Regions from separate parts of the Homo sapiens genome. Here region 1 is linked to region 2. Evidence: chromatin contacts called from ENCODE Hi-C or POLR2A ChIA-PET data. All regions are on one chromosome and are shown on one strand. Each heading gives the region's core, a stretch centred on a gene start or an enhancer-like site at or near the end of the contact. The rest is flanking DNA. Distances are from core to core; before and after follow the strand shown. Region 1 holds the start of SLC37A1 (solute carrier family 37 member 1). Region 2 overlaps TMPRSS3 (transmembrane serine protease 3).

Region 1 (6,647 bases), core at 2,572-5,071, 130 kb after region 2:
AAATTAAAGTGTAGGATTTCTGTAGGCAGCTAATGTTTTATTACTGGAGTGCAGTGATGCGATCTCAGCTCACTGCAACCTCTGCCTCCTGGGTTCAAGCAATTCCCCTGCCTCAGCCTCCTGAGTAGCTGGGACTACAGGCACACACTACCACGCCCAGCTAATTTTTTGTATTTTAGTAGAGATGGGGTTTCACCATGTTGGCCAGGATAGTCTCGATCTCCTGACTGCATGATCTGCCCGTCTCAGCCTCCCAAAGTGCTGGGATTACAGGCGAGAGCCATAGCGCCTGGCCTAAAATGTATTATATAAGCATCATAGTGACCACAAAACAAAAACCTGCAGCAGATATACAAAATGTAAAGAGAAAGGAATCAAAGCATACCATTACAAAAATCATCACATTAGAAAGGAAGATAGTAAGGGAGTAACAAAGCAACAAAGGAACTACAAACCGCCAGAAAGCAATTTTTTAAATGGCAGTAGTAAGTCCTTATCAATAATTAATGTAAATGGATTAAATTCTGCAATCAAAAGATAGAAGTGGCTGAATGGATATTAAAAAAAAAAAATCTAGGTGCTGCCTGCAGGAGACTCAGCTTTAAGGATACACATAGGCTGAAAGTAAAGGCATGGGAAAAGATATTCCATGCAAATGGTTACCAAATAGAGAGCAAAAAAGATACTTATATCAGACAAAACAGACTTTAAGTCAAAAACTTCATAAGAGACAAAGTCACTATATCATGATAAAGAGATAAATTCATCAAGAGGATATAACAATTATAAATGTATATGCACCCAACATCAGAGTACCTAAATATATATTAACGGAACTCAAGAGAGAAATAGCAATACAGTAATAGCAGGGTACTTCAGTACCCCATTTTCAACAATGAATAGATGATCCAGACAGAAGATGAATAAGGAAACAGTGAACCTGAATAACATTCTAGAGCAAATGGACCTAACAGACATACAGAACACTCCTTCCCCCAGCAGCTGAATGCACATTTAAATGTACACAGAACATTCTCTAGGATAGATCATATGTTAGGCCACAAAACAAGTTTTAACAAATTTAAGAAGATTAAAATCATATCAAGTATCTTTTCTGACCACAATAACATGAACTAGAAATCAGTAACAGGAGGAAAATTGGAAAATTCACAAATATGCAGAAATTAAATACACACCTGAACAACCAGTGGGGTCAAAGAAGATATCAAAAGGGAAATCAGAAAATTCCTTAAGACAAATTAAAATGGAAACAACATACCAAAACGTATGGGATGCAGCAAAAGCAGTACTAGAGGGAAGTTTATAAAGAAAATGTGGTGTATAGCTGTATCTACACAATGGAATACTATTTAGCCTTAAAAAAGAAGGATTTCCTGTCATTTGCAACAACATGGATGAACCCGGAGTACATTACACTAGGTGAAATAAGCCAGGTACAGAAAAACAAATATAGGCCAGGCATGGTAGCTCACTTCTCTAATCCCAGCACTTTGGGAGGCTAAGGCAGGAAGACTGCTTGAACCTGGGAGTTCAAGACCAGCTTTGGCAACATATCAAGACCCTGTGTCTACAAAATTTAAAAAATTAGCTGGGCATGGTGGCATGGGCCTGTATTCTCAGATACTCAGGAGGCTGAGGGGGAGGATCACTTGGGCCTGGGAAATCAAGGCTGCAGTGAGCCTTGACCATTGCACTCACGCCACTGCCCTCCAACCTGGGCAACAGAACAAGACCCTGTCTCAAAACAAACCAACAAACAAACAAAAAAGAAAAATATGCATGACCTCACTTATTTTTGGAATCTGAAAAACTTGAACTCAGAGAAGCAGAGCATATAATAATGGTGGTTACCAGGGGCAGTAGGTGGGAGAAATGGGGAGTCGCTGGCCAAAGAGTACAAAGTTTCACTTAGGAAAGATGAGTAAGTTCTGGAGGGCTAATGTACAGCTCTAATGTATAGTTAGTAATAATACATTGTATACTTGAAATTTGCAAGAAGAATAGATCTTAAATATTCTCACCACCAAAAAAAAAAAAATAATGTGAGGTGATTGGATATACTAGCTTGACTGTGGCAATAATTTTACAATGTATTCATATATCAAAACATCACATCCTATACTACAAATTATGTAATTTTTATTTGTCAGTTATACGTCAGTACAACTGGGTGGGGGGGAGGGGGGGTGGGAAGAAGCTGTCTCCATATGAGGCCGAGGTGTCCTATATATCCTGAGCTTGTATTATCGCCTTTCAAGTGTAAAACCTGTAGGTGATGGGATGCCCGAAAGGTTTGAAAATCAGGAATGACAAGATCAGATTTTGCTTTAGGAGGGCAACTTGAGGCAGCTTAAAGAGTGGATTGCAGGAGGTAGAACTTGGAAGTGAGAACGCTGTTGCACAAGTGCAGTGAGAGAGGGGTAGCCTCGAGCCGAACCAATGGCAAGGGCCAGGGCTGGGGAGACCATTGGAGAGAGGGGTGGGAGCCACACTGGGCTATCACCGGGAATGGAGAGCTAGAAAAGAGAGGAGAAAGCACTGGCACAGGGGGCCTGCGGAGAGAAAGAAGGTCTGAAGAAAACCTGGCCAAAAGGAGAAGACTGGAGCCCTGGGCCATCCCGCTTGCGGAATGAGGGGCCGGCGGGCTTCCTGGGGCTGAACCCTGCGTGGCAAAGAAGTGGGCAGGTTTTCTTTCTGCCTGCAGAAGGCTTCTCAAATGCCTAACAAAGTGATGGATTTCACGCAGCCCAGCTCAGCAAAGAGAGACACAGACATCAGAGTGTTCTAGAAACAAAGCAGGGCCCCAGGGGGAAACTGCGAGGCCTAGCAGGGCAGGGGAGCCAAACACAGGGAAGAATGCCTTCTCCATTCTCCAGAGGGAAGCTCAACGTGCCTGGGGAAGGGTGCGAGGGGCACTGGCCTGTTGGGACATTTACAGCCAGGCCTCGGGTTGGTTTTATCCTTAAACATTGTTTTATCCGGGGGCAGGCTTTTTCCCCGGAAAATTTCCGCTCTGCCTCACTTTGCTCTTCCCCGAGGAGTGGGCTGGGAGCCCCCTCTGCTCTGAAGCCATCCTGGGGGTCCACTGTGGGTGTTCGGCAGTAGCTTCTAGGGGACTGGCCAGGCCCCTCCCTGGGGCTGCCTAAGGAGAAGAGTTGTTTCTGGGGTGACGTGGGAGCCTGTGTGCCAGGGCACTGGCCCGCAAGGGTAAGAACCCGGCGGGCTCCCGCAGCCTAACAGGGAGCTGCCTCTGTCACGTGCCTGCGAGGTGGGACACAAGTTGGCTTACAAGTTGGTTCGACATAGCCAAATCCGCGTGCCGCATTTCCACGCTATGGAGTGCTAGTCTTCATGATTGTGCCCCTTGACATGACACAATAGGAATAGAAGCCGGGAGGCCAAGCAAAGGCCCTCTTTGGGGGTGGGGGCGCGGCGGCATGTGACCCTCGCCGCCTGTGGGGAAGACCTGCCTTGAGGACAGAGCGCCAGGGGTGCAGAGGCCGCCTGGGACTGCCCGGAGGCCGGTGGGGAGCGCGCCAGCGAAAGCCCGTGCGCCCTCGGAGCCGGGGAAGGCGCGGGCCATGACCCGGGTTCGCCCGCAAAGGCCGGGCAGTGCCGCAAGGCGTGGGGGCGCCCCCGCCCGGTGGCCCCGGGGCTGGTGCGACCCTGGGCACGCCGGGGCCGGGGCCGGAGCCGGGGGTCGCGGCGGCCGGGGAGGGGGAGGAGCCGCGCGGCTCCGCCGGCGCCCCGCGGGCCAGGGAAAGTGAAAGGGCGGCGGGGCCTCCCGCGCGCCGCTCCAGGAAGTCGCGAGCAGGAAGCGCCCGCGGCGGCCGGGCCGGGCTGGGCTGCGGAGCGCGGGCCTCGGCGGCGCAGGTGAGGCGCGGGGCCGGGGCCGGACCGGGAGGCGGGGACCCCCCGCCCCCCCGCCCGCACCTGCGGGGCAGCCGGCGCTCAGGCGCCGCAGCCGCTCAGCACCTGCGGCGCCCTCAGGGAGCCGGGCGCGGGGCCCTGCGCACTCGGAGCTCGGCTCCTCTCCTTCCTTTTCTTTTTTTTCGGGGGGAGGTGGGGGCTGGTTTGGATGTTTTCCGAGAGCCGGGGACGGTCTCAAGCTATTTTCGCGGAGGGAAGTCTTTGAAATACGACATCTAGAAGAGTGGCCCTCGGCGACAATGCCGGGCGTTCCCGGACCGGGGCAACGCTGGGATTCCGGGGAAGTGGAGGCAGAGGGAGCGGGCACGGGGCCGGCAGCCGCTCCACGGAGTCCCCGGCAGGGGCGAGCTTAGCTGTCCAGCCGGGTCCCCTGCCCACCCCGGCCCGGGCCGCGGTGACAGCTGAGGGTCCAGAGAGCCGGCAGGAGGGGACCCTGCGCATTGTCTGCCGCGATGGGGACGTGGGCGTGCCCGCGGAATTCACCTCCTCCGGGGACCAGCCGCCCAGGGAGGAGCCGGCACAGAACGCTGGCTCGGAGCGCCGGCACCCTGGGCCTTTGCGTTGTTTGTCGGCTGAGCAGCTGGTTCCCGGAGCCCGTGGGCCTCCTGGCCAATGCGAGTGACAGCGACCTTCTGGGTTTATAATAAAGGGCTTGACGCGCCGGAAAGTCCCCTCGCCGCTGGCCACCAGCCTTCCAGCCCTTACGGCCCACGCCGTAATCCTGGTGACCGAGAAGGTACGTTCAGTCTAAGGATTTGCATTTGAACGAAGGATACTGGCCAAGCCCCTTACCACCCCCACTCCCCGCTAACACCCCAGCCCGCGGCCCCAGGTTTGAATTTCCAAAGGAGGAATTGCTAAAGCCTGCCCTTTCCGGGTCTCCCTTAGCTCTTTGCCTGGAAGGTGCCTGCCTGCCTGCCTGCCGGCCCTTGAACTTAAATCGTCTGAAGTTGTGTAAGTGGATAAATATTTTAGACTTCCCCCGTTGTTTTTTTATTAATCCCCTTTGAGAGCAAGCTTGAAAACACCTGGCCCCAGACCTGTGATTCACCAAGTCATTTTGGACCTGCATTTACACGTTCTGTTTCATGCAGCCCACCTGTGATGTTCTCTTTGTTGGGGGTTGGAGGCAGGTAAGGGAGGTGGTGCAAATGGAATTCAGGTTCCTTGTACTTCAGCCAAGGGGAAAGAGATAGTGACCATTTTCATTCATCTTTAATATGGAAAGCGCCTTTAAAAGCAAAAAGCCATAGAAAGAGCACACTCTGGACAGGAAGTTGTATTCTATCTCGTAATTTAAAAAAAAGAAAAGAAAAAATGCATGAAAACTTTTGGAGGAGAATTGCATTTCTCACCCATCTTTGCCTGTAAAGTGAGACCCAGTTAAAAAAAAATGTCATAAAGTAGATTATTTAAAATATCTGTGGGGCCGCTTTGATTATGTGTAATGCCACCTCAGCCCTAAAAAGACTGAGGAACCTTACTCCTGCTATTGCTCACTTCCTATCCCCATTATTTGAGTCTCTGCAGATTACTTGGAACCTTCTAGGCAGCGCAGATCACATGTGGGTGGGTCTGGGAGTGGAGCTTGTGAATGTTTCTTTCCTCAGCTTATTCTGTTTTACAGTTGCCTAGGGTGGGTTTTTTGAAGAAATAGGTATAAAACCATGTGTCTTTCAGAGTCTGTTTGTTTTTTTAACTTTTAGTTTCAGGGGTACATGTGCAGGTTTTACAGGTTGTAATAAAGATGCTCTAATGGGCTGTTTCCTAAGTTACTATCTTTTTATATTTTTTTAAGACAGGGTCTCGCTCTGTCGCCCAGGCTGGAGTGTAGTGGTGCAATCTCAGCTCACTGCAACCTCCGCTTCCCAGGTTCAAGTGATTTTCATGCCTCAGCCACCCGAGTAGCTGGAATTACAGGTGTGCACCACCACGCCCAGCTCTTTTGTGTATTTTTGGTAGAGATGGGATTTTGCCATATTGGCCATGCTGGTCTCGAACTCCTGGCCTCAAGTGATCTGCCTGCCTCTGCCTCCCAAAGTGCTGGGATTGCAGGCATGAGCCACCATGCCTGGCCTAAGTTGCTGTGTTTGACAGTGCAATGAAACTGGACATTCTGCCGCTTTTCCTCCCTGGAATGGTAAGTTCCAGGGGGGCCTGTAGAGAGTGACTTTTTAAAAAAGTATCTCTTCTTTTTATGTACTTGGGCAGTGTGCCAAAAACTGGGTTTAAACCAAGTGATTTGCTCCCATTCTGCTGCCCTTTCTCTGCAGGGGATGGGCAGGAAGAAGAGTGGCTGGAGGGAGGAGGTGGCTCAGAGAAACAGGACAAACTGGAATCTGCCCCACTTATCCAGCTGACCCAGGCGAGCCGCCTAGCCTCATTTTTCTCCCTTGTGAAAAGAACGCCCTGCCTCTTCAGGGTGGTCACGGGGCTCAAATGAGAGCATGTCAGTCATGGTTCGTGCTTCCAGAGGTCTTGACCCACTCAAAATGAAGTGGTCTTTAGTGGTGCTGCACAGGCTAGGGAGGAAGGGCCTCATTAGTTGAGCTCTTAACATCCCAAATGTAAAATCACTGTCTTTGCACATCTTAACTGCACTCACTATGAGAATTTATAGCACTTTTCTTTCACCCATTTTACAGGGAAAAGAATCCATCATTGTTTTAAAAAGAAATCAAAGAGGTTTTTTTTCC
Region 2 (3,787 bases), core at 1-2,500:
GGGGGGAGAGGACTCTGAGGGCAAGGAGATAGGACTTAGCATGTGCTTGCTCCCCCTGGACCCCTGCCTTTCTGGAACTCTTACCTGTGCACTGCAAGGTAACCACGTGGCCAGAGGCACATCCCTCCCTAAAGCGGAGAAAAAGTAGGCTCTGTGAAAAATGCCCCAGATCTGTGAAAGGAACACTCTTAAAAACTCAATCTTAGGGTAACAGAAAAATAAATTCTATTTCCCCCTCTTTGAATATAGATTACAATTTTAGTCTATGTTCAAAAAAAAAAAAAACCATGAGGATGAGGTCACACAATTCATTGTAAAACACTCAACTAACAGTGAAGTATTGTGTACACAACAGGCCGTTCTGTATTTCTAAGCTTTAGATAGCTAGTGATAAAGGATGTGTAAGGAGATATATTCTATCAACATGTCACGCTGTCATTGCATGGCGATTCAGCCCAATGTTCTCCACCTCCTGGCCCCTAGGGACACAAGAGTGCCCAAGGGACAGCGTGGCAAGCTCTCTAGGACTCCTTGTAGCCTGGGTTCACACATCTGGCAGAGGACTCCTTCCCCAGAGCAATAAAGTGTGATTGCCCCAAAATTGACACTCCTACCCCCACCCCCACACACAGGTGGAGACCAGGGTGTGTGCTTTTCTCATAGTGAAGGGAAAGGGATCCCAAAATCTTTGTAATGTTTTCTGCCTTTTGAGCCCCAGCTCATCATGCAAGAGAAAGCTAGTGTCACCAGACTGTGGATTTAGCACCCAACACATGAGCTGTCCCTCCAGACTGCAGGTGGGTCCCGGGGTGCTTATTCATCCCCGACGGACAGACCAACAAGCCTACTGTTCCCAGAGCAGAAAATGCACATCTTAGGGTTTGGGCCTAGATGTCAGGGAGAGAATATGGAATTGGATTCAGAACTCTTGGCTGTATCTGCTACACACCGTCTAACCTGGGGCAAGGCATGTGGTCCCTGTAAGTTTCAGTTACCTGGTGGTTATTTAAGAACACCTGGTTTTACCTTCCCCATGAGTTGTTGGGGAAAACATGTAAAATAAATAATGAATGCTAAAATACTTCGTAAACAAAGAAGGATAAATTTCTATCTTAATTTCTGTTTTTCTTCCTTTTACCCTCCCTCTCTTCCTCCCTCCCTCCCTTCCTTCCTCCCTCCCTCCCTCCCTTCCTCTTTTCCTCCCCACCCCCCTTCTTGCTTGCCTGCTTTCATTCCCCAGACACACCCAGAGTGCCTGTCACATGACAGTACATTGGTCACACTCACAGCATTGTTACCCTTCTACTCTATTTCCTTCCCTTTCTTTATTGGGCCATACTCCCTCAGGTTCTCACACCCCCAGCCTGGCGCATCCACCAGTCTCATCAAGGTGGCCAACTCCCACCTTCCATCTGAGATAACACATGCATGCCTCTTAAGTCCTTGTGGAGTTGTGCATAGCATCACAAATCCAGCAGGTGACTCGATACCTGTGCAGACAACAGCATCGCCTGACCACCTACCTCACATATACTGAGTGGTGTAATGCAGTCACCTTGTCATCTGGCAAGAGGTGATCGATGGACACAAACTCCTCCCGGAACTGCCCCTCCAGCGAGCTCACTCTGAGGTTATCTGAACTCACATAGCTGCAAGCACATTGGAAAGACAGACCCGACGTGGTAACTTTACACTTTGAAGCATTCAACCGATGTGCGAGTCACAATATTACAGGGATTGTACATGGGGGATGTCATTTTGTCCCCCCAAACCCATCAAAGGCTTCCTTTGCCAAGAGAATGAAGTTCACTCACCCTGGCAAGGCATTCAGTCCAGGCCTGCTGTGTTCTGGGATGACCCCCGCTTCTGGCCTGTACCTGACAGCCCCGTCCACCCACCCTGGGCTGCAGCCACACAGTGAGTGACCATCTCCTATGTCCTTGGTTGAGTCACTCTTTGCGCATTCCAGTGAAATGCCTTTTGCTTGGCCTGAAGCAAGTCCAGAGGGGAGGTGAGCACAAAACTAGGTGCAGTATTGTCGGGGGGCACCCAAGCAGGGACACCAAGTTCTCCAAGAACAGTGAGTTGGAGGAACAGGAGAGACATCCCTCACCTGCCCAGGACCAGCGCAGAGCCCCACTGGAAAGAGATGAACACAAACAAGAAAGCGATTCCACGAACACCAGAGCCCAGCTCATTTTTACAGTGCCAGGACACAGGTCTTCTGGAGAACAGTGGTGAAAGTGATGCAACTTTTTAAAGAAGAATCACATGTTTGGAGAGTCACAAGATGGAAGATGGTGAATAAACAGCCATGTTCTCCTTCCCTTGTGAAATGAACAAAACACAGTACAGTAGGCTTGTTTTCATAGTGAACACACCAGCTTATCAACAGGATTTCTTCAGCTTACTGTAAATGCTATGGGGGTGTGTATGTAGAATACAAAGTTCAGTCAACTTTGAGTTTTGAGGAAAATGTAATCAAGGCGGCGGGCACGACCTTCGCAGCCCTTCCAGGGATTGCTCAATGCACGGATTCCGCTGGCACTGGCATGAAAGAGCCGATGGTTGCTGGGATGGCTTGGCCCCAGTGCAGGTGGCGGGGCTTGTGCCAGGCAAGGGGACCCCAGTGCTGCAACTGGAGCCCCATGAACTGTCCAAGTCTCAAAATGGTAACAATGACAGCCACAACCACACACTCGCCCAGTGTGCTCTTGCCCACCAAGCCCTTCCACACTCACAGCGTCAGCGGAACTTCAGTTCCCCTCCAAGTACGTGCTATTATCATCCCTCTTTTCTAAGAAAGGAAACTGAGGCATGAACTGTGTGTGGAACTTGCCTGAGTCTACACTGGGATTTGAACCCAAGCAATCTAGCTTGACCGTCCTTTGGTTATTTATTTATTTATTTATTTATTTATTTTTGAATCACAGATCTCTGACATAGGATGTAGTAGAGCAGAGAAGATTAAAGAAGGATTTTAAGGAGAATTTAAGAAAATAGAACAAAATGCAGAAATAAATCTTAGAAACTGAAGCAATGGATAGAGAACAAAAGAACAAGCCTATAGAGAAGAAAGTAGGCAATATTGGGGTGAGAGATGGGGGACATCGCATTCCCTGGATTTCCTTGTAGAGGGAGCATATTAAGGATGAGAAGGAATATTTTACCAAACGGGCTGGGGTGGAAGAGAGACGGGAAGGCTACCCCCACCATGAGTGGCCTCTACCTGATGCCTGGGACAGCTGGGGCTCCTGACTTGGGTCTGCTGGGTGGGGAAGGAGAGGGATTGAGCTGAGTTTTTCTGCATAACAGAGCAGAGAGGCCTTGGGGTTTGCTCAGACAGAGCGGTGGTCCTCCAGGACAGAGGAGGAGGGCAGAGAGAAGAGAAAAGGAGGCCCCCCAACACCCCCCACCCAATGAGTCAGAGGAAGAGGCTCAGCGGGGAAGAGAAATGCCCAATGGGGAAGCTCTCAGCTGTGTGCAGTGTGTGTGTGTGTGTGTGTGTGTGTACCTCTTCCTCCTTGTCTCTAAGGAGTAATACATCATTCCTGAAGACGTTAGTGTGGATGATTTTTGCTCTTCTCATTGAACTTGAATTGCAGCTCATTTCTGAATCTCAGTTGGTGTGGAGGGAGAGGGAGGCAGACCTCAGGGCTGGAGGCTGGAGGGCATTTTGGCTTCCACCAGCTTTGGGGAAAGACAGCCGAGAATATGATTCATGGAATTTGAAAACTGAGACTCTGTGGAGGACTCAGGGCAGTGTGGCTTTAACGACCCCATCTAC

The links. A loop is a pair of places that touch in the nucleus more often than their neighbours do. ChIA-PET counts read pairs that join two places held with the same protein, here RNA polymerase II (POLR2A). Pooled maps may share reads with other maps.
Region 1: a loop to region 2 is called in a map of PC-9, with 2.6 times the contacts of the local background. The contact joins the promoter of SLC37A1 here to the enhancer-like site in region 2. A Hi-C loop is called at or near these places in 1 of 168 maps with a recorded cell type or tissue (PC-9), 2 of 37 single-sample maps with no recorded cell type and 8 of 50 pooled maps. POLR2A ChIA-PET finds 5 or more read pairs at or near these places in 3 of 52 experiments (activated CD4-positive, alpha-beta T cell, activated T-cell and activated naive CD4-positive, alpha-beta T cell).

The regions. Positions count from the first base shown.
Region 1 is chr21:42,510,031-42,516,677 of GRCh38, forward strand. It overlaps SLC37A1 (solute carrier family 37 member 1), which reads left to right and starts at 3,822. Exons shown (of 20, transcript NM_001320537.2): 1 at 3,822-4,687. RefSeq lists enhancers at 2,226-2,948, 2,949-3,671, 4,513-4,742 and silencers at 3,583-3,942, 4,163-4,242, 4,253-4,352.
Region 2 is chr21:42,383,886-42,387,672 of GRCh38, forward strand. TMPRSS3 (transmembrane serine protease 3) reads right to left here. Exons shown (of 13, transcript NM_001256317.3): 6 at 1,524-1,649; 7 at 85-128. Among named protein-coding and RNA genes, the nearest start is that of TMPRSS3, 10 kb to the right of the region's middle. Within about 2 kb of position 1,251, at least 3 of the 41 ENCODE cell types and tissues checked have a DNase peak (open chromatin) inside an H3K27ac peak, as active enhancers do.